Regions from separate parts of the Homo sapiens genome. Here region 1 is linked to region 2. A link is an interaction called in ENCODE POLR2A ChIA-PET data of the cell type or tissue named here. Cell type or tissue: GM12878. All regions are shown on one strand. Links, peaks and the distances in the headings refer to the core of each region. The heading gives the core; the rest is flanking DNA.

The links. Peaks named below come from ENCODE experiments on the same cell type or tissue, not always from the same donor. Only the 100,000 strongest peaks of a DNase experiment are listed, where the experiment ranks them.
Region 1: POLR2A ChIA-PET joins it to region 2 with 6 read pairs; 5 of 35 experiments call an interaction of 5 or more read pairs at or near these places.

What each region holds. Positions count from the first base shown.
Region 1 is chr17:57,269,446-57,284,900 of GRCh38, forward strand. All of the region lies in intron 5 of MSI2 (musashi RNA binding protein 2), which reads left to right. Among named protein-coding and RNA genes, the nearest start is that of MSI2, 21 kb to the left of the region's middle. RefSeq lists an enhancer at 15,393-15,455. In GM12878, for the core only: no CTCF peak of the experiment used is centred there; no DNase peak of the experiment used is centred there.
Region 2 is chr17:57,547,982-57,563,436 of GRCh38, forward strand. The region is part of intron 7 of MSI2 (musashi RNA binding protein 2); the gene reads left to right. LOC107984993 (a long non-coding RNA gene) reads left to right here and starts at 1,352. Exons shown (of 2, transcript XR_001752947.3): 1 at 1,352-11,948. RefSeq lists enhancers at 4,208-4,427, 13,389-13,889. In GM12878, for the core only: no CTCF peak of the experiment used is centred there; no DNase peak of the experiment used is centred there; H3K27ac peaks cover 1,199 bases.

The sequences.
Region 1 (15,455 bases), core at 6,743-11,742, 280 kb before region 2:
TGTGGCTTAAGCTTAATGCAGGCTATGTTCTCTCTGGCCAGAGTCTCTCTTGCCATAGACTCTTCTTCTTCAGGAGTGATGCTCTTAGCAGATGCCACCTCTACCTTTGGGGTGTGTGGCTGCTTACAAAGAGCTCTCTCATTCTCTTGTTTCTACCTTCTGTTCTCTCCTCTTTTCCTCCTTAACAAGGGACCATGATATAGATACAATTCCAAAGTCCTGTACTTTGTCCTTGTTTAAGCCGTGATCGTGACCTCACCATGTGTAGACAGTGAGATGTCATTTCTCAATGTGGACATCACAGATTGCCTGTATAACCCCAGTGTGTGTCCCGTGGCTCAGAGCAGTCTGACCTGTGACTTCATAGATGGTATCTGCTTGGGGTCGCCTTTGGCTGAGTGTCTGCTTGGTGAAGAATATGCATTTTTGGAATCATGATCTCTGCTTTCCGTGTGGTGTGAAGTGCGCAGGTGTGGTCTTGGGGCTGAGCACCCTGTGGTATGTTGTAGCAGCAGCCTCACTTGGTCGGTCCAGCTGGGACAGTTGTCCCACTGGGTCCAGAGTAGGATAAGATATTTTCCATTCTCCCTTCTTTTGAAGATAGCACCAGGCTTCCAACCATCTGGAATGTTAGCCTTAGGGTGGATGCCTGGCTGCTATCTTGCTTTATTTTAGCTGTGAGATTTTGAATAGTTAAAAAGAAAAATCCTAATTCAGAATAATGACTGTCATTTATTGTGAGTTTATATGTTATAGGCATAGTACCGAGACTATACACTTAGTCTTCTTTAATCCTTACAACAATCCTTTGAAATAGTTGGTATTATCTCCGTTTGACAGTGGGTAAACTGGGGCCTGAGAGGGCAGACAGCTTTCTAGAACCATAGAACTAGTAAGGTTCAGGGTTGGCCTTTGGACCAAAGTCTCTCTGAATCCCAAGGCTTTGTTCTCCTCTCTGCTAAGCCTTGCTGCATCCAACATGAGTGGGCAGAGTTGAGGTTGCCACTTTGCCTGATGGCTATAAAATGCTCAGGCTGAGGAATAGAATTTGTGATAGTCTAGCTGGAAAGCTTCAGGTTAATTTTTGTTACCTGTTTTCTGAGAGCTTGTTTAGCATAGGTAAGTGCCACTTACCAGCTATGGCATTTTAGACAAGTCACTTAGTGGTTTTGCACCTCCACTTGTACCTGTTAAATGGGATAGCAACCGTCCCTCCATTGTAGAATTGCTAAGGGTAAGATGGACTGAGCTACTGCATATGAATGGCCTAGGGTGATAGCTGCATGTTGTGGGTACAGTATAAGCATTCATCATCTGTTACTGTCCCCGAAAAATGTCCCTGCCCCCATCATCAGGGGACCTTATAACCGAGCAGCTCGTGGGTTGATTAGCACTGTTGCTCCTTTCTAGGGTGAGGGATAGAACAGCACATTGAGATTGGAAAATTCTGTGTCAGTGGCTTGGCCTGCTCATGAGGTCCTGGCTCTCGAGGCGAGATAGCATGCAGCCTTTATCTTGGGGATGCTTGATGGGCATTAGGAATTCATTTCCTTTTCCGTATCTGATGCCTGTGTTTTTGCTGCCTCTGAGAGTAAAGTCCCGGGGAGCAGCTAGGGAACAGCTGAGACACTGCTGTGTGAGAGGTCTCCCCATGAGTCTTCTCTCTCCCTGTACTGGTCTTTATCTGCCCGGGGGTAGCTCTACCAATGACTGATCTGAAAGCATCACATTCATTTATTTGTCACTGGCTGTGACAGGCAAGTTAATGCTAATGGATTCTTTTTTTAGCCTGTTGTCTGGGATGAGTTTCTCTCAAACGTCCTGAAATCTAAGGCATTAGGAGAATGTGTAACTTTTATGGCAGGGGAGGATTTATAAAATAAATAGGGTTTTGTGTGCAAGGACCTTAAATTTAGGTTAGGGGTATGAGCAGCCAAGGAGCGGGGGTGTCGGGCAAGCACAGAGTCTTCTTTTTAAGAAATCCATTCAAGAGCTCTAAATTGCTGTTTCTGTTTCAATTATGTGACAATTTCAAGGGTTTAGAAAAATCTAATAAAATGGTCTTGATGATGCATTCTGGGGAGAGAGTGCTTCAGAAGATCTAGGAGAATAAATTCCTTGGGGGTCAAGAGATTCTCGTTCCTGCCACCTTGGGCCTTCCTTCATCTGGGTTTTTACATTTTTATTGTTTTGAAGGGCAGAAAATGGTGTAGGAATGTATTCAGGGCTTCATCCATACCCTCCACCGAAATGAATTATTCTCTTTTGGCAATTGCAAAATAGACGGGCCACTGCAATCTTTTTTTTTTTTTTTTTTTTTTTAAGCTGACATATTGTAAACGACTTTCAGACCATGATTTGTGTGTGTAGTGATGTTGAATAAAGCACCAAAGAAAAGAAACTGAAGGAGGGGAAAGAGTGAGGAGGGAGGCGCTATAAAAGTTTTTTTCTTTTCTGCCATCAAAGCTTTTGATAGTTTCCTAAAGCACAGAAGTTTACAATGGAAGCGGGCTTTTGGGCCGCCTAGGGGAACAGAGTGCAGAAAGACCTAGTGTAGCAAAATGTGATGCTGAGTGACATTAATGAGGTGACCGCTCTGGTGGGAGGGAGGCAAGGAACCAGCCAAGTAGCAGTTCCCATGACTTGCTCTCAGCTGAGTGTTTCCTTCTGCATGCTTGCATGGGCGCCTGTGTGTGTTTGTGCATGCACACGTTGTGTTTCCTAAGTCTTCAGATGGAATTTTTAACAACAAACCCTGTTTGGTTTACTGTGGTGTTCTCCACCCTAAAGAGGCCGTGAATGTTGAGTTTTGTCCTTTATTCCCACCTGCTGAAAAGTAAAGTTTTCAACTTAGCGGCATTTTGTTTTTACTTTCTGGATACCTGCCGGAGCCTGGCTGGGCGGCGTGTCAGGCCAACATCACAGAGCTGGGCACTGTTGGAACACCAAACCAAGAGTGTGAAAAGTCAATATTCTCATTTCTGAAATGAATTCCAGGGAGAGGGGAAAAGAAAACCTGTTGGTGTACAGATCCCGCCCCTCCAAAGGCCCTAGATCGATAACACTTCATATTGGTGGCATAATTAAACATGGCAACAACTGCTTCTTAAATATTTCAGTGTCTTGGAAAGTAATCCGTATTTCCATGTTGCTCTTGTGCAAGAATTTCCACTCACTCAAGAACAAGAAAAGCTGCAACCTTGGGGGTAGAAGAAGGTGAGAAACCTAGGTCTTGCTGATTTCCTGGATAGGAGCTCGAGAGTACCTGGCTCAGTTGCGAACTAGTTTCAGAAAGGAAGCTCGTATTTTCATCCCATTCCTCGCCATGGCATTAGAGTGACCATTCTAAACAGTACTGGGCGAGTGTTCTGAAAAACTGCTGCGACATCTTAAGAAAAATAGCCAGATAGGGCCTGGTGTATAGTGGAGTGGGTGGAAACACAGTGTGTATTTACTGATACACTCTATTTTTTAAATCCCTTTCAACTCAGTTCCCTCTGGGATATCTCTCAAATGTGTCCTTTTTGTAGCTAGAGGCAAACAAGCAAAAAATGTTTCAACTTTCAGATATACTACTTAATAAAAACTAACTAGTGGATTCATCATGTCTTCTACCTGGGGAAAAAGGATCAAATTAGGATGCTTGCACCTAGGAGAGAATTGGGTTGTGAATCTCCACGAGATTGCTACATGTATATGTTTCCTCTTCTGTTTTCCAAAGAAGATAATTGGTTTTAGTAAGAACTTCTGACTTGATTAGGGGGCCCTTAGGAAATTAGAGTGTGTTTGAATTTCACAAGTATAATTTTAATTATACAAATTTTGCATTTTTTCACTAGGGAGCCAGGTTCAGAACTTGTTTTCCTGTACTAATAGGGGTAGTAAAGCTGATTATGGCAGAATGCTTTACTTAAATTGCTTTGAAAATAAAAATCCTTGGATTTGATCATTGTTTTTCCCTGCAGTACACGATGTTCAGGTTAATGTCCATACACGTCCCATATTCTTGTTAAAAATGATTTTTTTTTTTTTTTTTCTTTTACTGGATTCACACAACTGCAGAACAGACTGACATAGTGGGGATGTGGGTGGGGGGGGGGACCTCATTATGAATTTTTCTGCTGCACTTGCTGAAAGAATTCAATTAAAGTTCTTTTGAGCACAAGTCCTGCCTGGGCAGTTTGCGTTTGGCAGGCCATCGCCTTAGCATGTTGTGATTGCCTTTATTGCCACGTCATCCTGTTTGCTCAAAGCCTGTGCATTCACAGCATTAGCCCTCCAAGCGGCCCCTCTGCAGCATGACCCCAGTGGATTAGAGTAGAAGGTGCCGTGGAAACAGTCACCTGGGTCTTTCCCCAAGCTATAAAGAGACGGTGGAGTGAGGATGATCAGACCCCCTGGGCATCCCAAGAGAAGGACTGATTGTGTTCATGGGAAATAACTGTTTTTTTCAGGGCTATCCAGACAAAACCCCCAAGTGTCAGAGCGGGGGAACTGCTCTGAGAGTTTGAACTCAAGCATCCTCAAACATCTACCCCAGTGTGGGGCTCTAAAAAGCTTCCTAGAGACCTGCTCCTGGGGCCTTCTGGGCCTTGTCTCAGATATTGACAGGAGAGATTCAATAGAAGAATTCGTTCACAATAGAGAAATCATGAAACCAGCTTGTGAATGACGTGATGCCACATAGGCCGGGGCCTGAGAATATGGGAAAACAAAACTGCAAATAGAGGCTGGATCCTACTCACCCCCCATCACCCTGCATTTTACACATTGAAGTAAAATGTTATTTTTACTGTCGTTATTTTTATTACTTTCTCTCCAGGTGTTCTAGCTGAGCGTTTAAGAGCATGGACTCTGGAACCAGACTTTGAATCCTTGCTCTGCCACTGCAGCTGTGTGACCTTGAGCAAGCTATCTAAATATTCTGTGCCTTTGTTTTGTCATCTGTACAATGGAGATGATGATGGTATCACCTTCATGGGGTTGTCATAAGGATTATGGGACTTAACATAATAAAGTGTTTAGAATGGTGTCTGCAACATAAGGAAGTGTATGGGTGTGTGAGTTGTGGGGTTGTTAGAAAGGAGCACGTCCTGTGGCAGGTTTGGGTAAGTGCTCCGTGCCTGCCTTACGTAGTAGTTGGAGAACGCTAAGTACTGCTGTCTTCTGCCTTACGTATTTTTCCTTAAGTAATGTTTGAGAAATACAAAAGAAGACACACACACGTGGTTGTGCGTTTATGCATATAAATGTATGTGACACGGGTAGAATTGCAGTGTAATTTGGATTCAGACAAATTCATGTGCCATAACGAAGTGTGTGGTTTGTTGGCAGCACGGGCTTTGGACTCAGAGGGACCTAGTTTGAAACTTGATAACTGCCACTAACTCTGTGACTTTAGGAAGGTGTTCCAGCCTTTCTGGGTTTCAATTCTGTACTTAAAAAAAGGGGAATAGTAGGGTTGTGGGGATTAAATGAGCCAGTATAAATAAGGCACCAGGTGTATGATGAATACTGAGAAAATGTGAATTCTTTTCTCCATAAACAACAAAAGAAAAATTTTAAAGCCATCTCGAACATGGGAAAGATACAAAGTGTTCTGTTCTTGCTGGTGATGAGAGTATCTGAAGTTAGTTGATAAGTCCTTAGAGGTCTGAGTAGAGAAAAGCAGGCCATAAAAGAGGGTGTTGTCATCCTTAATCCACATGCCAAAGGGCTGTTTTAGCAACTTCATTTCACAAAAGCCACATTTTCAAGGGCAGGGAAATCATTTCAGTTAGGAACCTTAGATGGTGTCCCCAGCCTTTGAAGATGCCTTTGTTCCTTTGACACTTGGTAGGAACTGGGAGCACAGGGCTGGATGGTCCAAGAGGAGAGAGTAACTTCAGAGACATGAAAGAGCCCCAGCTAGGAGGGAGCGAGGGAGAACCTTGGGATTGAGGGCAAGGGTTACTTTTTCATAGAAACTTTTGCTTGGGGATATGGAATAGTAGGTTTTGATCTACAAACCCATGAGCCCTGTCCTGTGAGTGGGAAGAAGATTGGTAGAGCTCAGGAAATGAACACAGTTCCCAGCCATTGGCCTGGGAGATGCTGACGCTCAGACCTATTGTCGGGGCTGGGAAAGCCCCCAGACCCCTTGGGGCATCCCCTGTATGTGGGTCCCTTTCACTTCATGTCCACTGGGTGGAATTTACCAGGTATTGCTGGGAACGGGGAACAAGATCATGATTATAAGTGGATCCTGGACAGGGGATGGAGTGCGTGTGAATGTTAGTGTGTAGAGGACGGAAAGGGAAGGAGAGAAGGGGTGGCCAGGAGGAGGGAAATAGCAGTAGATTACATTGACTAATTATAGGGAAAAAGCCATATTTGCTGCTCCATTAAGTGATCACTAGGCTATGAAGCAGTTTATTGTAATTAATGCAGAAACAGCAAGTAAGTGTTTGAGTTTGGAGTGGAGGGTCTTCAGGACCCCCTCCCTCCTTCAGTTCTCTGTGCTCACTGTCTCCCTCCCCTCCCTCAAATTCATTATCCTTGGAGAGAAAGAGTCTTGGGGGAGCATCTCTTTGGGAAGGGCTGTTTAGCACAGTCTTGGACCAGTTTTCTACTGGTTTATTTTGACAAAGAAGGAAGATCTTTTACCTGACCTCCTTCAGAAGATTCTGTAGGGGTTTTTATGTTTTCTAAGGCTGAAGGAGGAGGGACAAACCCATGTCATCATTGCTATTCTTGCCACAATCATTTTAATTTCAGCACATGAAAGTGGCAGGTTACACATCCAAGTCCATCGAGTTATGGGCCGTGTGGAGTTGTGATTGCTTTCCTTGATGATTTCTTGTTCAAATCAGCAGTGCTCTTAATTTTCCAGATGAAGTAAAAAGAAAATTGGAGACTCCCCTCCCGCCTGGCGTCTCTTCATCCAAGGTTTTCTGAGCATGACTCTGATTTGGAGGGTTAATATTAATTAGGAGCCAGTTTAGACCTCAGTTGCTTGATGAGGTAGCTTCAACTGTTGTCACGAATGTGGCTCCTTTTTGCTTGTGCCTGCTTTTGGTGAAAGTTTCTGGGTTTAAAAGCCAAAGGAAGAAATATGCAGAGAAAGATAGAGGAGGGGACAATTACTAAAGAAGTGCAAAGCATTCTCTTAGAACTTGAGGGAGGAACAAGACCAGAGTGCCTGGGTGGGTGTGGGTTCTGAGCTACTGTGTTTCCCGGCGTGCTGCCGCTGCTGTTTGCCTCAGTTTCCTTTTTTGTAAGTAAAGGTCATCTCTCTAGCTTCCTAAAAGGGCCATGACTCATTTCCTTGGTTTCCAAATTGGGTGACGCTAGAATTTCTCTGAGGCAAGTCCCTGGTGAGTGCCAGGTAACGGAGGCGCCTCATTTTTGTGCCGAGGCTCAAGGTTTCCTGGCTCCCAAGTTTTCCCAGGGCTGACTCGGTCTCCTGGGGAACGGTGGCAGAAAGGATGAGACCAGAGACAGTGAGTGAGCCCCACTGCATAGTCAGGGGAAAGGAGACCTGGAGAGGAAGGGACCTGTTCTCCTTGGGTTGTATCATGTTAGGGACCTTTCTTCTACGGACTGGGGGTTTGGGTTGGTTTTCTTTTCTTTTTTTTTTTTTTTTTTTTGAGACAAAATTCTGCTGTCTCGCCCAGGCTGGAGTGCAGTAGCAGGATCTGGGCTCACTGCAGCCTCCGCCTCCTGGGTTCAAGTGATTCTCTTGCCTCAGTCTCCCAAGTAGCTGGGTTTACAGGTACCCGCCACCACACCCAGCTAATTTTTTTGTATTTTTAATAGAGGCGGAGTTACGCCACGTTGGCCAGGCTGGTCTCGAACTCCTGACCTCAAGTGATCTGCCTGCCTCAGCCTCCCAAAGTGCTGGGATTATAGGCATGAGCCACCGCACCCGGGCTGGTTTTCTTTTTGACAGGGTGGTTTGGGTCGTGAGGGAGTATGGCAGACCATGGGTGTGAAAGTTCCAGTCCTAGCAGGAGAGACTTGACTTCTGTCTCTTGGTCTCTTAGCCCAATGCTGATGTGCTGAACATGACCTCAGGCACTTTGCCTTGCAGCTCCATGTTTCGATTTCCCCATCTGTAGACGGGAAGAATGAAGGCATGTGGTGGGAAGCAGTGCTGATTAGGGCTTAAGAGAAGAGGCTTAGGAGGCAGACAGTCTTAGGGTTTCTTTCTGGCATAATAGTTTCCTAGCTGCTTGACCTTGGGGAGTTCACTTAACTTTGTTAGTCCTCAATTTCCTGATATGTAAAATGGGATAATACCATATGAGCATCTACCTGACAGGATTGTTGTAATGTTTACAGGAGACAGTGTTCGTAAAGTACACCGCCTGGGAGGTGGCTAGCACATTATTCCTGGGGGCTACTTTTACTATTAACAGCTCCATAGTGATTTGACCAAAGGTTTCTGAGAGTTGAGCCAAGATGCGGACTAGATGGGACCACATTGAGAAAACATTTGAGGCTGGATGCAGTGGCTCACGCCTACACTCTAGGAGGTAGAGGTGGGAGGACTGATTGAGGCCAGGAGTTGGAGACCAGCCTGGGCAACACAGTGAGAACCCTCTCTACAAAAAATACAAAAATTAGCCAAGTGAGGTGGTATATGCCTGTAGTCCCAGCTACTCAGGAGGTTGAAGTGGGAGGATCTCTCGAGCCAAGGAGGTTGAGGCTGCAGTGAGCTATGATCACACCACTGTACTCCAGCCTGGGCAACAGAGCAAGACCCTGTCTCTCAAAAAGAGAGAAAAAGAAAGAAAACATTTGAGCTCCATAGATTGACATTCTGATTTGAACAGTTTCCCATAGAGGGAGAATTGCGGCGAAAGAGGCAAGGCCTGCCCACAATGCATGGTCTGGGACTTAGCTGATGAAGTGCTCTGCACCACCCAGCTTCGAGGAGATGGGGACTGGGGTTTCCCCTTGCTTGACATCTTAACTACTTCACTGCAGGAAAGGGGAGGAGGGACAAGAGGAGGACCAATCCCCAAGGGACACGGAGACCCACATTAGGTTTTGGAACCCACGCCTGGTACTATCTGAATTTAAAAGCCTTGCTTGACTCAGGCGGGGCTGATCAAAGGCCATTTGCTGTTTTAGAGTGTTCCTATGTGTGCTTGGCAGACAGAGTTGTCTTTTTATTGCTTCCATTCCCACTAAGACCTCCATCCCCCCACTGCCCCCCCAACCCCTTGGTGAGCTTGGTGAGATGTGTTTTTTTTTCTTTTTTTAATTTTAAGTTCCAGGATACATGTGCAGGATGTGCAGGTTTGTTACAAGGTAAATATGTGCCATGGTGGTTTGCTGCACCTATCAACCCATCACCTAGGTATTAAGCCCTGCATGCATTAGCTGTTTATCATGATGCTGTCCCTCCTGATGAGATGGTTTTAAGTTGGCACCAGCACCTGTTTCTCATGCCTTGCGTATGCAGCAGGAACTGTGAACTAGGGACAGGTTCATGCCCTTTGGCCACTGCAGACGTGGAGCTGTGGACGCCAGTACTTGTGTGGAGAGTCGGTGTCTGTTGGCTGTATCTCAGCTTTCTTTTCAGGGCAGACCTGATACAGGTGTTCTAGGTGGGAAAAGCCTTAGCACTTGTTGTGAACTATTATATTGTTACTCTCTGGAAGGGAAGGTGGAAAGGGGAATCTATGCCAGTGAGCACAACACAGGCCGCATATGGACACACATGAGGTCGCTCGGCATGCTCTTAGGCCCAGAGGAGACAGAATCAGATACTAGCCTATCCTCTGGCTGCTCCCAGGCTAGCAGGGAGGTAGGTGTCTAAACCAGGATGTGAGCTAGAGGGGACTATAGCCGTGCACAGGAGGGGCACAGAGGACGGAGCAAGCAGGGCAGGCTTCACGGAGGAGGGCTTGTGAGCTGAATCTTGAGAGAGAGGAGATCCTCCAAGTTGAGGGAACTGTGGGAGCAGTTAGACAGCTTGGATTTTGGGGGGTGTAGCACATTGCTCCTTATGGGCTGGGGTGTAATGTGCAGAGGAGGGCAGAGGGAAGATTGATTTGCTCATTATGCAACAAATGTCTGGAGCTCCAGTCCTGAACCAGGCCCAAAGCTGGGGAATAGCAACTCAGTCCCTGCCCTTGTGGAGTCTGTGGCTGGCAGGGGCATGTTCATTAAACAACTTATTGCATGATTCACTACTTTTCTTTTTCTTTCTTTTTTCTTTTTTTTGTGAGACAAGATCTTGCTCTGTCTCCCAGGCTGGAGTGCAGTGGCACAATCAAAGCTCACTGCAGCCTTGAATTCCTGGGCTCAAGCGGTTCTCCTGCGTCAGCCTCCCAAGTAGCTAGGACCGCAGGCACACATCACTGTGCCTGGCTAGTTTTTTAAATTTTTTGTAGAGGTGGGTATCTCACTTTGTTGCCCAGGCTGGTTGAACTCCCGTGAGCTCAAGTGATCCTCTTGCCTTGGCCTCCCAAAGTATTGGGACTACAGGCGTGAGCCACAGTGCCTGGCCTGATTCATGATTGAAGTACCATTACCATAAATGCTATACATCCATGCATTGGATGTTAAAGGGATCATAACAAAAAAAAAAAAACAGTGTCCTTTGGGTTTTGGGAAGGCTTCCTGGAGAAATAACGTTGAGGCTGAGCTTGATGTAGGGAGGGAAGTAGCAGGGTGCATTTCATGTGCTGAGGGAAGAGAGGGTGGCTGGAATGCAGAGAGTGAGGAGGACAGGGGGACAGGCGAGGTCACACTTGCGTTGGCGGGGATAAAAATTCTTATCTTAGGAGGGTTGGGGAAGCCATCCATTTAAAAGTTTAAGGGATGGGATGGGAAATGATCAGGTTTGCGTTTTGAAAATATCTCTCTGACAGTCTACACGAAAAGTGGCTTGTGGGTACCCCAGGGGGCTGTGGGGGAATCAGTGAGTAAGTTGTTGTGGTGATCCACTTGAGGAAGGATGGCTGCTTAGCTGAGTTCTTGGAGGTAGTGATGGAGACCAGTGGATGGATTTGAGATGCATCTGAGAATTGGAGCAGCAGCTTGGTGGTTTGGTTAGTTGAGGAGTAGCAAGTGTTAAAGGTGAGAGGCAAATTTGACTTCTCATTGATGTGAGCAGAGCCCCCAACCCCCACCTCCGTGAGATTGAGAGTGTTGGCCCATGCAGGGGACAGGCAGGGCAGGTGTGCCTGGCTCAGGGGGTTGAGTGTAACCCCTTGGCTGGCAATCGGCATACTCTTAGTGACGGACCCCTATTGGTAAACTTGTTTTTGAGCTTGCACTGTATACATATTTATTTATAAATGACATACATATACTTCTGTACTAAAATAGCATGCTCCTAATAAGGCAAATCATTAAAAATAAAATAGGATGAGAAAAAAAGCTAAGCACACATAAACATTTTAATCTTTTTCTTCTAAACCCTACTTCGGAGACCACTGCTTTTGGCCATGGGGAGCACTTAATGAGTTTTAGGGTGGGGGTGGCCAGGTCAGATGGGTGTTGGGGAAAGAGCACTCTGCAATCCAGGGGCTCTCCCGTGAGTTCTGCCCAGGCCAGGGGCCCAAGGAGGAGGTGCTCTTGCAGTCTTGTCGTGTGTGGCCTGGTGAGTCAGGGACATGAAATTGTGGCATAATTGCTATCCCCCGAGAAGTGATGTTGGCAATATCATACCAGGTGTGTGAGGGCTTATTGGTGTTTGATGTTTGCTAGTCTGTGTGTGCTCAACCTATGGGAATATGGCAAGGCCCACTCCCCTGTGGTCCAGCAGGTTCCTGTCTAGAGGGCTGAAGGCCATAGTTAGCCAGGGAGAGCCTGATCTTCTAAAGAGAGCATCACGTGAGGGATATAGTGTCAGTTCTCAGCACCTCTACTACCTGCAACGCCATCACCAGCCAATTCTGAGCTCATGTGGGCCACTCTTCCCCGTCTCTCTGGTGGATTGATAATCATACTTCCCTACTGAACTCCAAAGACTGAAAATGATGCAAAGTGAATTGTTTCTATCTTTGCAATCCAAACGTTCCTCTTCGTTTACTCTCCAGATCCCTTCCAGCAAATTGGTATTGCCACTCTCCCTCCATCCCTGGGTTCTCGGGGCTAATTCTGTTCCAGCTCGCTCTGTTTAGCTCTTTCTTCGAGCAGAACCCAAGCTAGGATCTTGCCTTCCAGAGAATGCTTTAAAAAGCCTTGTTTCCCAATATACTGCGTTTCAGTTTTCCACGAGTGCAGCCATGCTCGGGAGAGGCGTACGAGCTGCTTTTACATGTGAGAGGTGAACAAATCAAAGGTGAGCCCGTTCTGCCTCAGTGAGGCCTTTTGTGTAAAAAGGGCCTTCTGGAGTAAAGCAATCAGGTTGACTGACAACTGCCGAGGCTACCAGTGACAGTCCTGCTCCGTGGGATAACTTGGAGAAAAATCAGGGCCAAAAGCAGACAAAAGGATGTCCAGAAACTGGAGGTGGGGAAGCCTGAGTGAGATCAAACAACCTGAAAATGTGTCTTCCATCCATTTAGGGCTTTATGTGCAGCGAGGTTGGAGTGGCTGGCTGAGGATGTCAACATTTTAAATTTGTCACTGCTTTGACTTCCCTAGCTTTATCTCCCTTCAGATCAAAGCGGGGAGACTAGGAGTTGTCACTACTGGATTTGGTTTCAGACTATGTTGGTGTACCCTTGCTTTATGACCTTGGGGTTTCCTGTCTTTGCTTGGGGTGACGGGTTCATTTCAAACAAGTGAGATGTGTGTTGTGGTCTTTTATTCAGAGTGGGGAGCTCTTAGAAGCACCCACAGAGGCTTTGAAAGGACTGGGAAGCAGCTTGGAGGGCCAGTTGCGTATTTTCCAAGGATTCCTGAATATCAGGAATCCAGAAGTTTCTATTTGTTAGCCTTGCTGCTCCTCCAAGGAGCCATCCTGAAGGCAGTTTAGTCCTGCACTGGGAGACAAGGCACAGGCCTGAAGAATTCCTGCCCCCTGCTGTATAATAAATCTGATACTAAAATTAGTGCTGGCCTCCTGAGCCATATTTCTTGCTGAGATGATAAAGAAGTGTGTGTGTGGCAGGCTCATCTTTCAGGATTGGAGGATGTTGCTTTATGTCAGATAAGTGCCCAGGTCTCGAGATCATTTTTTTATGGCAGCCTCTCCCCCATTTCCCTGCTTCCTCTCCCTGTTCTGTTTTGTTAGGGGTAGGAGTAGGTAGGGGTGGATAGGGGAGAAATATTTTAGCTTGTCTTCTGGTTTTGTGTAAGTCTCTGTCACCGTAGGTAGATGTTCCTTGAGAATCTTTCTGAAGGTTTTATAATTGAGTCTTTTACCTCCGTGACAAGATATTATTCACTTTCTCTAAAGCGTTTACTTTATGCTTGGGCTGGGGTTGGGGGGTGGGGGGCAGACTTTTTTTTTTTTTCAGGGAACTCTGTCTCTAGAAGAGACTTGCCGTCAGGGCAGTTGAATGGCCAGCTTACGACTTTAATAATTGAGGCGGCATCTGGGCCCCTTGCTGAACGGCAGTCCTTCTGGCAGGGCGATTTTGCTTTTAAAATAACCATGTTCACCTTTAACTGCAAACGGCTGTGACGAGAGTTGTATTTAATTTTAAATTGCCCATGTCCAGTAACCCTCTGTACCTCTTTAAATAATAAAATGTTTTTAATCTTCCTGCAGCTGTGTTCTCTGTGTGGGGGCTTGCCATTTTTGGAAGAGGAGGGGGCTTCTGTGCCTCCTCTCCACTCCCTTTCTTTTCCCTTTCAAACTCACCGGGACTTCTAGAAAATGCCATTTCACTAAGGGCGGAATCTGGCCCGTAAAGTCTCTGGAGTGAGTGCTGGGAAGTTTATAAGCAGAGGCCGCACAGGGTCAGTCAGTAATGTCAGCCCCTGGGGCTGAAGTGCTTCCTTTGTGGGCAGAACCCCAGAAGTCCCTTTGTATCGCTGACCCATTAAAGACTTTTTCTCCCCATTCCCCGCCTCCAACTTCAGGGGGGCTTGATTTGTCTGTTATAATCGGAAACAGATTTTGGGCTCCTGATCCATTATAGATGTGTTTGAGATGGATGCCAAACCTGAAGCCACTTAAAGAGCATGTGAAAATGTGTTTAGATATAAAGGAAAGAAAGGAAGAGAGAGGATGAGGAAAGAAACAGCCTCTTCCAAATCCCCCAACTAGAAACAATACTGAAATGATAACACACAACAAAAAACAAACAAACAAAAAAACTCGATTTAGGCCCTAGGAAAGCATGGGAGGAGAAAATTAGGCTCCAGAGTCAGCCAAGTTGGTGCTTAGTCTGGGATGAACAGCCCAGTGAAGGAGGTTAAAGGAGGCAGAAGACCACACGCGCACGCGCACTCCCGGAAGCGTGGTTCAGGTGGGGCCTGCCGGGTCCAGGGGAATGTGTGTCCCAGGCTTGGAGCAGAGGGTGGCAGGTGCGTGGGGACGCATGGGAAGCACTCACGTTGTGCCCAGCAGGTCCATGTTTCTATCCCGGAGACCCTTGGGTTAGGAAATATTGATTGCTCTGTATTTGTAAACAATCTTTAAGGGGATCTAGTGCCAACACAAATAGTCAACTTCAGGCGAATCAAGTGGCCTCCTCTCAACAGGGAAGCCCATTGCTCTGATTTTCTGGATCGACACAGCCCCAGATTTATTTTCCTTTTTAATTCTCAAAAGGGGCCCGCTGAGTTGAGCATTGCCCAAGTATTGGTTTCTTTTCATCCCTGTTGAATTTTTTCCCTTCTTTAATGAAAGAGTTGGATTGGCTGTGCTGGGCCCTCCACCCGGTCATGGTAGTCCTGGTGACGCCTGGCTGCAGGGTTTCGAAGGTGGCCCTCATTTCAGCTGTCCTTGAGGCTCACTCCTGTGTTCCCCCTGCCCCTGCCATCCACCCCGCACCCGCCACCCCGAAACGTTTGTAGTACAGCTGCTGGCCTAGAACTCGAACTGATGTGTCTCTCACTCCAAACAAAAAATAAATCTGTGTGCTTTATGTATGTGTTTTAGAGGTGTGCCTGTGTGTTTTTTCTCTTGACAAGCTCATTCCCTACAGCTGTGCAGTCACAGCCCACTTTGAAATCTGCAGCATATATATATTTTTAAGTGAATAAGTACGAAGAGATGGGAAGATGTGGTTTGACTGTAATCCCACGTAAAACACTCTGACCCCAATTTTTAAAAAAGTATTTCATTAAAATGTTGTAGGAGACTATTACTGAGAAGAAGAAAGTTTCTAAGTTGATGGGACTCTTGTGTCTCCTAGTGTAGAGTTGATTTTGTTTTTTGGGGTCACCATGGAGATGAGAAGCATGGGGCTTCATGGCGTCATCTGCCCCCATTGGGGGAGGGCTTGTTGGCACAGGTCACCTCTGGATCAACCTCAGCCTCATCTGCTGGGGATGGGAGAAGCTCAAGTTGGCCAGGGGTTTACCCTATGCCCTCCTCAACCAGAATTAAAATGACC
Region 2 (15,455 bases), core at 5,914-10,913:
TGCAGTTCATCCAGAGTGTTTTGTGAATGATGTTGCATTCAAGAATCAAAGCATCATTGCATCCACCCCAACAGGGAAGAGAGATCCCATAGATGTGGACGCTCTTTAGTACGCATCGTGGCATCCTCCTCCCAGTGTGTGTAGAGGGGTTTGGGCTCACTGTGAATGTCCTAGGAAAACCAACTCTGGGGTCCAAAGCCCTGACCACTCCCTTCTTCTTAACAGCTCCCTGGGTCTCTCAGATTTCAAGGGCTTAACCTGTACAGAGGGGCTTACCCTTTGTATCCCTGTCCATGCAGATCATAGGTGGGCCTCCCTGGGGTGGGTGCAGCTCTGACATATTAATTCGTTTAAAAAAAAAATCAGATTTGTGTTATTGGGGTGGGAGTGGGGGCTTAATTGGGGCGGAGAGGCAGTGATAGCCTTCCTTTCAATTTGTCAAGCTTTCTTTCAAAAGATCTGCCAAAGAAGAAAGGGTAATTAATAGGCTTGAAGTCATTTCCGATGTGTCAGGATTTCTGCCTTGCTTCCAAGTGATAATGTTCGCAGGCTCCGGGCCTCTAGGGAGCCTTCCGTCTTATTAACTTGTCTGGGAGAAACAGGGAGTAGGGACAGCTCGGGCCAGTGGGTGACAGGAAATAAAGATTTGTGGTGTAGTGAGCTGTAAACACTAGGGCTGGAGAAGTTTGGTGTGGGGGGCTGGGAGCGGGTGGGGGTGGTGCAGAGGGAGAGGGTTTGCTCTCAAACTCCACTTCATGAAGCAAAGTCCTAGAGTTTCCTGGGTCAGATGGCCATTCGGAGTCAGCCCGGATAACCCCAGGGAAGAAGTGCTTTTTAATGAGCAGTGTTTAGACACTCGGCAATTTTTGTGTGTGTTCACCTCTTCACCCCTTACTTCTCACTGTTTGTTTACCCTTCCCCCCCCCACCCCCCCGCCAAAAAAAATCATCTCCCACTGAAAAGATCTTTGGACTTTACAGTGGTTATTCTCACAAGCCCTGGACATTGTCTGCACACATAGACACCAAACTTTTGACTTTTCCAAAGACAGAATTATTTTATTTGTTTGTTTTTTAAAAGGCTTGGTCTCACTATGTTGCCCAGGCTGGTCTTGAACACCTGGGCTTAAGTGATTCTCCCACCTGGGCCTTCCAAAGTGCTAGGATTACAGGCGTGAGCCGCCGGGCGCCGGCCGACAGAATTGTTAATGAGTATATATTAAGCATCTAATTGTGCATGCTGCCATCTAAGACTTGGCCAGTTATGTGGGCTTGGTGCCTAGCCTGCAGGGGTTTATGCTTTGCGAAAACAAGCCCACCTCCCCACTGCCCTTTTTTTTTTTTTTTTTTTGCAACAAATGGGTTTAGTTGCACAGTGCCCAGCATGGGCTGCTGTCCGGCAACTAAAGTCGTGGTTGAGAGTATGGAGAAGGGATACTGTTTTCCTTCCATTTCCGGTAGTTGCTCACTACCATGACCCTGTTGTTGTGATAGCTCTTTGCTGTCCTTTCTACCTCACCTTCACCCTATCCTCAGCTATAATACCGTTTAGCTTTGCAGATTAGGAGCTGGGTGAATATAATGGTTCGAGTGAATGGATGAATGAGAATAGTCATTGTAGGCACTGCTGAGGCTTTTTCATACATCCCCACATTTAATGTTTACAGTCTAGCCCCTCCATTTACCTAATGGGTGACTGATACTCAGAGAGGTTAAGTAACTTGACCAAGGTCACACAGCCAGTAGGAGGTGGAGATTGGGATTTGAACCCAGGAATCCTGTTTGACGATAGCTCCTTGACCCCTAGGTGGGCTCCTGCATTTGTACTCAGGGGCAAGGCATCAGTAGTTGGCAGAGATCTTAGCTTGATGCCCAAGGCCTTGCTGAGTAGAGAAGGGAGTTCAAGAGAGGCTTGGAGATGGTCCCTTTTTGGAGCAACCTCTGACTGCAGGGAGGTCAGTTGAGACCCTGGACAGGCATCCAAGCATTTGGAGGAGGGTTGATGCTGGAGCAGGAGCAGCATCTTCACAGGCTGTGGTCACTCCTGAGCTGGGGGAAGCCACCCTGCCTGTCTCCTCTCCCTACCCCATCCCCGCCTTAGTTGTCAGTGAATGCGGTCTTTTCTGAGCTAATTAGAAATCTCAATAGGATCGAGAATAGCTGCCGAAGACAAACGCCCCTTTTAAGTGCTATCAGTGCATGGGAGAGGGGGCTTGCAGAACTGTTCTTAGAGCTTGGGTTTGGTGGCTCCGGCTGGCAGCAGGAAGCAGTGGTTGTCAAGGCCTTACGGCAGCTAGCCTGGGGAGGACAGCATCCCAGGCGACCTTCAGGATCAGTGCAAGCACAGATCTCCTTGACGGACACCCCCGTTTGGGACTTGTTCTTCTCCTTTGTTAACAAAAGTGCTTAAGAAGTAAAAATTGAGTTAGTATAGGAAACCTGAAGTAAATAATGCTGGCTTCAGCTATATGCAAGCTGTTCCTCACACACTGTGCTTTTCATTGTTTAAAATAGCAAGGTTTGGATTTGGGGGGGTCACAGGGAAAGAACACGATGTCTCTTTTACTTTTGTTTTTGTTTTGCCTCTTTTTACCTTTTCTTTTCCAAAAGTAATTTTTGGGACAGAATCAGAAGTGAAGCAAAAATCCAAACGAGCTCTCCGTTTTCTTAATACCTGTCTCCCCTTGTCTTTTTCTGTCAGGTTTGAAGCCGGGCTGGAAAATGTTGGAGATTTTCAGCCTGGGGAAGAGTCGAGGTTCAGGACATTTTTCCTTTTCCTAGGAAAACTCAGAGCAGGGTTAGACAGTTCGCACATCCAAGACCAACACGCATAGGCACACACGTAGCCCTCTGTCTAGGGCCTGATTCAGTCTGCATTCGAGAGTGTTCTGAATGAGAGCACTGTGTTGGCGTCTTCCACACCAGCCTCACTTCACAGGAGAATTTTTCAGGAGCCATTTTTCTATTAAACTCAAGAGCAGAAATTGATGGGGGGATGGGTGCTCTCTGGAGATGTAATTTGAATTTATTTATTTTAATGATTAAAGAGAAAGAATGGTTATTATTCACATGAATGACCTTCTCCCGGTGCTTTTTTGAAAGGAGTTGTGTTGGTTTATTCAAAGTGGCTTAGAACTCACATAATGGCTTACTTCTGTGGAGCTTTCTGAATGAAGCCATGAACTGGGAGGGAATCAAAGTCCCCTTATTTCAGTGCCGGGAGGTAAATGGATAGGGGACAAAAGGAGCAATATTATGTCTCAGACTAAATAAGGTCTCCAGATCAGGGGCTGAACCTGCCCCGGCTCCATCCTGAATTCTTCCTGTGCGGGTAGGTCCTCACTGGACTCACCTGGGCTGGAGAATCAGCTTGGCCACAGACTCCTGGCTTGGTGTGAGCCTCGGGGATTGCTGCCGGAGGGAGGGCGGAGGTCTGTAGGTGGAGAGGTAGGTTCAGGTGGGTGGAGAAGGCACACAGACCGCCGTCTGGGATGAGGTTGCTATTGGATTGGAAATTGCTGTTCAGCCGAGGGTAGAAATCAGGTGCCTGATGTGTGCCAGTTGCTGCATGACGTCTGCCGAGCCCCAGGTGCACCCATGGGGTCATGCATGTACACACACTGGTGTTCCCACACCCCCCTCTTCCTGCACTGCCATGCCCCACCGCCCTTCCCCCACCCACTGCTGAAGTCTTAGCTTTCAAGTGCAGGTGTTGAGGTTAATAACAAGAAGTATCCCAGTTGGCCATTTGCATATGAGACTTCTCACTGGGTTCTAAAGGTGGGAAGGAAGGGATTTAAAAAGATCACGGGCGTGAAAGCTGGAAACAGTGGCGTCCATTGCTTGGGGCAAGGATTGACTAGAGGTGATTTTATGTGCTGACCGCTCCTGTAGAAAGAGAAGCTTAGGCAGATGTCATGCCCTGCCTGTGCCCACCCAACCTTTCTCCCCCTGGCTGGAGCACTCACTCCAAGCCAATAGCCCAGCTTCCCTGGATCCCTCAGCTCCAAAGGGTTGCCTCCTACTCCACTTGCTGCATAGAGGGGTTTTCTGGAACAGAGAATGTGCTGGACCTAGAGCCCCTCGTCCTGGGGCTCAAGGACCCAGCTCATGTGACCTTCAGCAGGTCTCTCCTGCTGCTGCCCCAGGACTGGCCACACACCAGGGCTCTGTCCCCCGACTTCCTCACTAGACCCTCAGGCCATCTGGTCGTGAGGTTTTTACTGCTAACGGGACAGAGTAACGCACATAACCCATGGGGGAGTTGCAGCGGTCTAATTGAAGTTCAGAGTGATGTTCACTGGTCTGTAATTCCTGACTCCCTTCCTGAGAGAGTCCTGGGAACTGAGCTTGGCTTTCTGCCTGCTGCTTGTCTCTGATTATGGAGACCAGCCAGCACCCCCCAACCCAGCCCCCCACTCACTGCCCTGCTGCATCCAGCCCCTGGGTCTTCCACCTCCTGGCACGCTCTAGCCTAGGCCTGAAGTAGCAGGGCCAGACGCTAGGTGTCGCCGTCCTGGACCTGCCTCCATCCCCGGAGGTCTTGGCTCATGGGCTTTCTTGATCTCTGAGTGTCTTTTTTAATCCCTATTGCCCAGCAACGGCTTCCTTGGTTAGAGACAGTCTGGCAAGTTTCCTCTGGTTCAAACTTACGTTTGAAGTTTTTCTACAACCAGAAGGTGATTCTCTGGCTTCTGAGCTTCACCCAACCCTCTCTGAGCCCCAACATGGGGGAACACTGGTCTCTTCTTTCTGTGACTGGTCATCTTTTACAGCTTTGATTCATGCTCTTAGTTTCCAGTTTTATATGTGCTTAAGCATTATAAGACACCTCAGTATTTTTAGGAAATAAGTGGGGACATAAATATAAACAACCCGGAAATCACTGCCCCTAGAATTCACAGAGTGGAAGAACCAAGCTTTTTAGGGCTGATGTGGCGTGGGCTGGGAGACTTCTCTTTTGAGAGGCTGATACTGGTCTTTGAATGAACTCTTTACCCCACCAAAAGTAGAAAAAGGATTCCAGTGACTTCAGAAATTTTTGTTGTTGTTTTGAGAATGTTGGCACCACTGGGAATAATGAGAGACGCCTGGCCTATTCAAAAGTGGCATCAGAAACCTCAGTGTTGGAAATGCAGCCTTTGGTTGTCCATCCCCGCAGCTAGAGCATGAGCCCCCCAAGGCCAGACTCGAGGGCTCAGCGCTTCAGTTGAGTAGTCCTGATTGAACTAGGCTCATGGGCACAGAGCACTGGACTGGGGACCATAGTGGATGCCAAGGCTCGACCAGTGCAAAATCAGCCCAAACTGAAAGCTGTTTGGGAAGGCAGAATGAATGTATCATCTTTCACTCGGCAATTTTTCAAAATTCAGCCACAGGTCTTCCTGGACCCCTAGCCAGGTTTTGATTTTCTAGGCTGGGATGAAAGATGAAAGAGACGTTTATTTGGTGGGAGGGGGATTGGGACATTGAGCTGCTTTTAAATGATGTTAAGAATCCCATTCTTCTCCCTGCTTTCCCACTTCTGCCCTGGTGTTGACTTTGAAAAACCTTCCAAGACAGGCTGAGGCTAAGGAGATGGGGGAGCTTTCCTGAGCAGCTTTCTGAGGTCCGTTTTTTTCTTTTGAAATAGACTGGAAATCTATCTCGGCTCTGAATCATCCTTCGATTCTCATCGCGGAGGGGCAGAGAGGAGGGTGCACGGGCAGCCCAGCTCATGTGCCTTTGTGGCCATCCCTCCTCCTGGCCAAGAGATAACCGGTTGTTTTTGAAAGTCCTGTGTTTATCGCGAGAGAGCAGTGTGGTCAGAGAGGCGGTGAGGAAAGAGCCGGCAGCCCTTCTGTGATGGATGGGTAGCCGACTTTTCTTGTGAAGCAAAGGCAGCCCACAAGTTTGTCTCTTTCAAGAGAAGAAATTTAAAGCAAAGCTCCAGAGAGAGAAGTTTTTTCAGTCTGGTCCTTCATGTAGGCTTAACAATTCTAGGAGGGCCCTGAAAATGGCAGAGACCTCAATTCTCCCCTCCCTCCCTGCCCCTTTATGGGCTCCCTAACTAGAGAGGTTTGCAAAGCTTAAGGGGATTAATGCTCTTTAAACCTCTGCACTCCTTCCTGCTCCTCATGGGATCCGGGTGCTAATAAAGATGTACTAGCTTGGAAAGGCTGGTAAACGCTGCTTTGTTGCCACGGCAACAGGCGAAACAAGAACGACACCAAGTATTGCTAAGAAGAGTCCTTAGGATCAAGAGTTTGGGGCGGGGGAGGGGGGGGATGGTTCTTAAAAATGCAGAGAGTCTTGGCAAGGTAATTAGACTTGGTGCTCTCAAAGTAAATTCATAGTTTTATGGAGCATTACTAGAGAGCCTTGTTACTTGCAAAGTCACCCTCCATCAAGTAGAAGGAACAGCTGAGAGCCGCCAGCATCTGCCGCCAGTTGCTCCAGTGAGGCTGGGGTGTTGCGTCCTGAGACACCATCCCCCCTCTCCTCCTCAGCAAGTAGTCAATGTGTGCACACGCGCTTGTTTGGGAAGCGTTAAAAAGCTCTATTTCCTGCCTCCTTGGTGTTGAAAGATATGAGGGAATGTTCTACACCTGCCTTCTATCCGGGATGATGTTATTGTTTTTAACAAGGATGATAAGACAGTAGCTAAGCACTCCGTAAGCCTGTGTACTGGGCTGAGCAATTCTTTTGCTTTATCTCATTTCACCTTCAGGCTGACCCTGTGTGGTGTAGCTGTTATTATGCCTGTTTTTTCTGATGAAGAAACAGAAGGGTTAAGGAACTTGCCCATGGACACACAGCCAATGACAGAGCTAGGGTCTGAACAGGTGTGGCTATAAAGCCTGGGCTTTGGCCCGTGGGCCATATCTTTACAGACTCACAACCATCCCTTCCTGCTGCTCGAATTTTCATTCTTGAGGCATGAGCAGCGCCTGCAGCCCCTGCTGGGATGTTTTGCTCAAACCTGCTGAGACTTCCAAGGGAGCCTGGGACTCTGCTCTCCTACTCCTTTCCTCCCTTGTGTTTGGGCACTCGGCTGAGCTCCTTGGAAAGATTTCTGCTTCCTGTGGGTGAGAAGTAGGGCAGTGTGAGGAGGCAGGGCTGCTAGGCTAAGATCCCAGGCTGCCCCACTGACCCATGTCCCTTCCTGGGTAATGGTGCCCAGTTGCTCAAGCCATACCTGAGGCTTCAGCCCGGGCCCCATCTCCCACACATCTAGCCAGCGTCCGCACCGCCAGCTCTGGGTCGCCCTGTCCTCTGCACCCACCGCCATGCTCTGTTTCAGACACCTATCCCATCTGTCCCTGGCAGAGCAGCAACTCTCCGGGGACTCCTGCCTCCAGGCCTGTGACCCATTTAGAGGGATCTTTCTGAAATGTGATTCTGGTCGTGCCAAGTTTAGTGGCTGCCTGCTCAGGCGCCTCAGTGTGGCCTCCAGGGTAGGCGTGATGGAGCCTACCTCTCCATTCCCTGTCCGCTGGGGTTCCCTGCTCAGCGCAGCAGGGACCCCAGCAGCTCCTCAACCAGCCAGGTTCCCTGTCAACTTTTGCACATATTAACCCCTACCCACCTTTCCTTTGATAAACTCCTGAGGGTCCTCAGATGGGTGCCCCTTCCTCCCTCCTGAACCCCCTGAGCATGCCTCCATCATTATTTCCCTACACTGACTCCCCCAGTTACTATGAGGATCTTAACTGCAGGAGACCATATTCTGTTCCTCTTGGTGTCCCCAGTACCTGGGACATAATAGGTACTTGGTATATGCTTATTAACCAGAAGAGTGATGGTGTTTATCCTCACCAGGTTGCTATGGCAACAGATGCTGCAGCCCCTCGAGGCCAAGTGACTTGAGACCTTGGAGGTCCAAAGGTCACACAACTACCTTCCTGGGGCCCCACCTGGCATCCTCCTCTCCCTACAGCCAGGACAGGCTGCCCAGCCTCAGAACCACCACTTGTTGTGACTATTAAACCCCATGTCCCAATGATGCCTGGAGACCATGCCTCAGGCACTTTACACTGTTAGTGGTAATGGTGACACATTATCTGAGTTTTGTTGCTTGTAAATTTCTTTTATGCTGATAAGCTTGGAACTGGATTGGAATTGAGTGGGGGACATTGTCCAGTGTCCATCAAGAATGTAATGGTAAACATTTAATGTTTTTTTCTCCTTCTTCCCCACAGTATCAGTTTTCTTATTGAATTTGGGAAGCAATAGCAATTGATTAAGTTGCAGTGGAGCTTGCCCTAAAAGGAAATGATTGATAATCCGTTTAGGTCTGGCTTGCTCGCTTTTCCCCTCCTGATTTCCTTGGCCACTTTTTCAATTACCAACTGTATTTAGCTTGGTTTGCTTGTTGTAACTCATTTCCCCTTCCTCCAGGATCTGCAGGGAAGTTGTAATGTAATGTTAGAGTAGTGACATCTAATTATTTCCCTGAGACATCAGTTAGAAATGTAAGAATACTTCTTCCTTGAGGTGGGCAGACGAGGGATGTGAGTCTGTGAGGCAGAACGTGTCTGTGCTGCCATCAGTCTTTGGGGTGGGAGGGAGGTCAGGGCGTCCAGTGACATCACAGCCTCCTGTCACTGGACTCAGAGCCCATGTGGGCTCCTGAGGCAAGCTCATAGGATTGTTTTGCAAGTGGACTGATTGGCTGGTTGGGTCTTTGCCATTAAGTGAGTTTATGAGGCCCTCACTACTGGGAGAGAGGCTTTGCAGAGGCTTGCGGCACTATGACGAGGGTCACACCTGATGTTCAGAGCTTTTTGTTTCTTTAGCTAATATCTTTAAGGTAAAACCATCTACAAAGTACTTTTACCCACTCAGTGACAGCTTGAGATCCTCCCAACAGTACTAATAAAAGAAAGGAGAAATTGAATTAGCAGCTATGTTTACCCTCCCAAATTAATATATGTATAATGTCTGGCCTTATTTGGTGTTTAGTAATGCATGCTGTCATGGCCACCTTCTCAGTGGAAGCACCGGGTGTGGGATCTCCCTGTTTCACAGGTGGATTGGCTGAGGCCTGAAATGGAGAAGGGACTTGTCCAAGATGGTTCAGGGCATGGAGTATGGAGCCCACTGTTGGGATCGCCAAGATGCCCGATAATAGCGTTCCTCATCCCTGCCTGAGGAGTGAACAGACTGAGGGGTAAGCCAAAGGCATGGCAGATGGTACACGGAAATATCACCTTCTTAAGAAACGTTAACGATGAGGGGCAGGCCGCCTGCATGAGAATTCCTCAGTCATAGGCAACCAGATGGGAGGTGGGCTGACTTACATGGGACAGCCAGGGCAGCATCTTGCTACCTCTTTTTACGCAAGATGAGTCCAGGAATATTCCACACAAAAAAAGCACAGGAGTCACTCAGGACCTGGAGGCTTTTCCCAAGACATCATGATGGAGTCTTCAGGGTCTGCCCCAGGGGCCAAAGCCCCCTTTCCCGCTCCTGCCAGACTCTCATGCATAACAAGTTTGGAATGAATTTGGCAATGCCATCACCACCCAGCTCACTTCTCAGTTACTTTCTGTTTGCTGTGTACTCTGGAAGGTGTGGATTACCCAGGGAGAACCCTGCCTTGAAGGGTGTGTGGCCAGGGACAGGTTCTCTGGGCTGTTGGCTGGTACCCCACAGCCCTGGGCTGGGGTGTTCCCCCTTGTGCCCATGCCAAGGCAAGGCTTTCTGCGTGGAAGTCTGGCAGGTGTACATTCGCTCCCCAGTGGGAATGGGGAGCAGAGGTTTCGTTGAGGCATCTCTTGGGAGTGCACAGTCCCTAATTTCTGAAATACCATTGATGAGAAGCAGCCCCAGTTTGGGTCTGAGTTAATGGGTTAAAAGAGCAGAACTGTTTTCTTGGGCGCTGAATATTTCTTCTAGATGTTCAGGTCCATAACCAAGGCAGCTAAGTCAGCGAATTGTCAGCATTCCAGAAAGAAGCGTCATCTCCTTGGGTGCTGAGGACCTCCGGGGCTGCAGCTGACTCTGCCCTCACACACCCTCCTTCTTGGCTTTCATGATTTATTTTGTCAAGAAGAATGAGGGAGTTAGGAGTGGCATCTCTCATAACAGCCTCCTCCCATCTTCTGAGAGTGCTCAAGACGGAGCTTGCCTGCTGCTGGCGTGGGGAGCTGACAAAATATTTAAATAAAGGCTCTGGGGGAAAAGGACATGCTTAGATTACAAAGAGAAATTCCACGCCGTTATGGTCTCAGCGTATTAGGCGCCTCTGTAATTGCACCTATTCAGCACTGCCATTTCTAGTCACCACGCAGCCATCCGAGGGAAGACGGATGCTCTAAAAATGGCCCCGAGAACAGTCTTTTTAAAAAGGCAGTTAACGATCTGGAGCTATAAATAGTGTCTTTCCAACAAATAACAAAGAGGGTCGGTTCCCCTTTCGCCTCTGCTGTTGAGGCCCCGCATCCTGGAGTAAGTGAGTGGGGTCAGGAGGGTTTGCACCTCCCCTAGAGTTTGAGTTCTTGGAGGCCTGATGACACCCAGCGTGTTGCCTAGAGGTGGGGATGAGACCCTGGCTGGCTGAACTGCCGCTCACCGTGTGTTTTTGGAGACACATCCCTCCTGGTGGCACAACAGAAAACCACGACTCTAAGTCACTTGCCCCAGCCCTCTGACCTCTCTTCAGCCCAGACCAGCCCTTCTGCCAGTTATAAAGCACCAGCCCTGCCAAGAGCAAAGAGAGGCTTGCTGGATCCCGCTGTCTCTTCATGGAGTTCCTGAATCACAGAACCTCCCAGTTTGTCTGTTTGCCTCCCATGTATCAAGAACTCAGAGGTTCAGCCAAGCGCGGTGGCTCACGCCTGTAATTCCAGCACTTTGGGAGGCCAAGGCGGGCAGATCACCTGAGGTCAGGAGTTCGAGACCAGCCTGGCCAACATGGTGGAACCCCATCTCTACTAAAAATACAAAAAAAACAGCGAGGTGTGGTGGCGGGAGCCTGTAACCCCACTACTCGGGAGGCTGAGGCGGGAGAATCACTTGAACCCAGGAGGCGGAGGTTGCAGTGAGCCGAGATGGCACCACTGCACTCCAGCCTGGATGACAAGAGCGAGACTCCATCTAAAAAAAAAGAAAGAAAGAAATCAGAAGTTCTTTGACATCATTTTAATTCATACCTTCTCCAAATCAGAACCACAAAAGCAGCATTACCTACACCCAGAATAGACACAGACATCAACAGAAGCACAAAGTGAGATGGAACCCTGTCTCCCAACCTGAGAGGGAGAGTTTGGGCTAAAACACGCCCATGTGAGGACAGCATTTGGAAAGTTAATGCTAAGGAAATAAGAAGGATGGGAGTAAAAAGAGGACAAGCCCCGATGTCCTGTTTATCAGCTCCCCCTCTCTCCTCTCCTGTCTCATCCGCTCCCGCCTTGAGGATAGCGTGGTTTCCCTGGACTCCTTTCCAGACCAGCTGCAGCCCCATTGGCAATACCAACTTCCCTAGCTGGGGTTGGCTGGACGGTGTGGTTCTTGGCAGAAGATGACACATGGGTAGCAGAGTGACTTTGGCTCCTGCATCGAGTGCTTGTCTCAGCCCCATCCATAGCCATATAGAATCCTAGTGGTGAACATGCAACACCCCTGAGAGCCACTGACCAGGCAGGCACTGGGGTGAGGGAAAGTGAGGGGACTGTGTGGGACCAGCTGTGCTGACGACAGCCTGCCACCCAAGGGATGCCTGTCCCTGCACCCTGGCTTTGTTCCTGCACCTGGTCCCCAGGAAGCCAAATCCAGTGCATTTTTCCAGCTTCTGCTCAGAGACAGCCAGTGTCTGCAGAAGGGCCAAGGCCACTGGACGTCTGGAGAGAGTCTGGCCACAATGGCCAAGTGGTGGACGTCTCCACAGGCTGCCCCGTGCCCCTGCAGAGGCAGGGCTTCATGAAGCAGGAGCAGGCAGCTCAGACCTGGGCCGGGCCACCTGTGCAGGTAACTCCTTCACTGCTATTGGTCGGTGGAATTGTAAGATCAGTTCTTCAGCAGGATGCTGCGGGTTTTCTGAGGCCCGTGGCCATCTGGATTTGTGCTCCGAACATATTATACCATGTTAACAGCTTTTAAAGTAGAAACACATGTGATTCTGGAAGGCTGGGATGGGGCAATGGAGGAGACTGTTTAAAATTGCTGTTTGGTATCTCTCGTAGTACAGTAGCAAAGGTAAAAACCTATTATGGTCCACGGAAGCAGTTCATTGCGTAATGACATCTTCATAACTTGCCCTGCTAGCTGGCTTTTCTCACAGTCTCTGCGGGGAAGTTTTGTTCTTTTAAAATATTTTCTGGGGTGGTGGAGGGGGAGAGTTTGGAGGCGCTAAGCCCCTCCACTGAAACTCCTGGGATGGGGGACTTGCAGTAACCCGTGCCCCTCCGAGGAGCCCTGGAGCGGGGTTGGTGGGGACACTTCCACCCACTTCCATGGGGATTTACAAGGTCTGCTTCATGGACATTTTCAAAACTCTTCTCTCTGCTACTTCCTCCCACCACCCCCAGATCACCACGTTTTGGGAGAAGAGTGGTTGGGAAACAAAGACTCAGATATCAGCCTGCCTTTTAGAAATCCCAGATTTTAACCACCTACCAGCTGAGCAACCTTAGGCCAGTTATATAATCCTCAGAGCCTCTGACTCCTTATCTGCAAGATGGGGTAACAGTAACACATGCCTGCTATTATTTATTACTGATGTTGCTGTTTCTGAGCAGTATAATAATGCTGCTATTATTAACAATTACTGCCGGTATGGAGAGGAGTCATTAGGGCAATGCCTGTACGGTTCCTCGCAGCTCAGTAAAGGCGGTGGTTGCCACCAGCACAAGCATGCCTTGCAGGTTGGTTTTGGTTATTTAATCTTTGCCAAGTAATGCATTGTGGGTTTCTGTTCTGTGAGCATCCCAGGAAAGGAGGCAAGCCAGTTTCGCCCCAGTGGAACTGGGGCAGGAATAGAGGTGGAAAGATGGAAAGCCCACCATCCTCCCAGCTCCAAAGGAGCTGCTCCCTGCTTCAGGGGAAATGGTGACTTTCCAGAGCCCATCTAGCTGATGAAGCAAATGGCGGTGAGGTCGGTGCCCTCTGCACAGGCTGATGTGCACATTTAGGGAGTCAAGTATGGAAACCTCTTGTTCTTGCACTGTCTGTTCTTGAGCAATCATGAAGAGACCTCACAATCCAGAAGAAACCAAGCGAAGTGATGAAACCACAGCCCTGAGATGGAGAGATGGCGGTGTGGGTGGGCCTGGGAGCTTTGCACAGGGTTCTGTCTAGGTGGAGGGTGGGAACATTTGATATTTTTGCCCACCTGCCTGGAACACACTGTATGTGCAGTTGCGTCACCCATGTCTCAGTCCCTGAGGCCTGTCAGCCCCAAGCAGGCCCCAGATATCACAAAAATCCCCGCTCTTGCTCTCCCGTCTTGCTGTTTTCTGACCCCAGCATATCCATTTCTGTGCGGTTTATTCTGAGAAATCCTGTGTGAATTGTGCTTGAACTAGCGGGTCAGAGACTGTCTCCCACCTCCACCCCCACCTGACCTTTCATCCAGACTGCAAACAGGAAGCAATAAGAATTGTTTGCCCAGTTGCTGCTTTGATCTTCTGGGCCCCTTTTGGGGTAGGAGGCTGTGCTAATGAGGAAACATGGGCCAGAAGTCCACAGGCAGGGGAGCTGTGAGGACGACAGAAAGGTAGGAAACCCGCAGCCAGGTGCTCCAAGAAATGGTAGCGTGTGCCCAAGAGCAGTCTCTGCCGCCCCTCTTGAAGCAGCACCCCTTTATCCAGAGGGGATCGGCTGCATGTTTAATGAGAACTTTAGAGGCCTGGAAGGTGCCTACCTAAGCAATAGCAGGTGGCAGTGGCCCCATTTTAAAGATGAGGAAACTGGCACCCAGAGAGGATTGGTTCAGACGTTATTCGAATTTGCAGCTTTGGAGCCCAACAGGCCTGGATTCAAATTCCGGTTCTTTCTACTTATTATATATATAAGCTACTTAACCTCTCTGACCCTCTCTGATTTTCCTCATCTGTAAAACAGGGATAAGAACACTTCTTCAGATGTGATTGCTATAGATTAAATGAGGGAACATATATAAAGAGCCTGATATATAGAAGTGTCCAATAAATAGCAGCTGTTGTTTTCCATTTATCTATCCATCTGCCCGTTCATCCATCCATCCCCATCCATCTGCCCATCCATCCATCCTTATATCCCTTCACCCATCCGCACATCCAGTAAACAGTGATTGGTAAGCCAAGTGCTGTGGCATCTCAAGATGTTCAGAAATGGATCCTGGCCAAGAAGCTTATGTGTCTAGAGACATTTCTAAGACCGTACTTCCCAGGCCTCTTCTCATGGTGCTTTCATACACAGAGGAAGCATTCTTCTCTTAGCAAAGGCATTGCCTGCTGGTCCCAAGCAACTCCTACCCTGGGCACTGGTGTTGCCTGTGGCCTGAAACCAGGGATCTCCCTCTCCTAGGCGACTGGAAGTGCAGAGCTGCGTAACACAGCCCTTCTTAGATCTGTGCTGTCGTAGCACGCGACAGTGGGTCCCAGCTCTCCAGCAGAATGCACCCACTGCTGCACATGCTGTTGGCCAGCTTTCTGGAGGGTGGAGGAGAGCCATCTTTTAAAAATACTATGTTGGGAAAAAAAATACTTCTGTTTTCATTTCACCAACATAAAAAAATGTAGTCACTGCAAACACTGACAGGCAAACTGGTGGCTAACAAATCAGATCCTCAGGGACTGCACGAATGGAGAGATAAGTCTTGGTGTGTGAATTGCACACGGACTATTTTTTTTTCCTTTTTTAAAAATGCGTACAGGCCGGGTGCGATGGCTCATGCCTGTAATCCCAGCACTTTGGAATGCCGAGGCAGGCGGATCACCTGAGGTCAGGAGTTCGAGACCAGCCTGACCAACATGACGAAACCCTGTCTCTACTAAAAATACAAAAGTTAGCCAGGTGTGGTGGCGCATGCCTGTAATCCCAGCTACTCAGGAGGCTGAGACAGGAGAATCGCTTGAATCCAGGAGGTGGAGAATGCAGTGAGCAGAGATCGCACCACTGCACGCCAGCCTGGGTGACAGAGCAAAACTTCGTCTCCAAAAAAAAAAAAAAAAAAAAAAACAGTGCATAGATTTGTGGGGTCCATGTGCAGTTTTGTTATGTGTATAGGCTGCATAGTGGTCTAGCAGGATTTTTTTTATATCCGTCACCCGAACAACATACATTGTACCCATTAAGTCATTTCTCATCACCTACCCCATCCACGTGGACCATTTTTCATACCAATGGCTGCACACCTTAGAGGCTTGCTCTCTTTAGTGATTTAATTGTTTCTCCTGTTGGTTCCTGTGGAAAGTTCTGTTTCTCTCCAGCCCTACACTTGGGGACCATTTATACTCACTCAGGCTTTCCCACAGCCCTGTGAGATAAGGACCC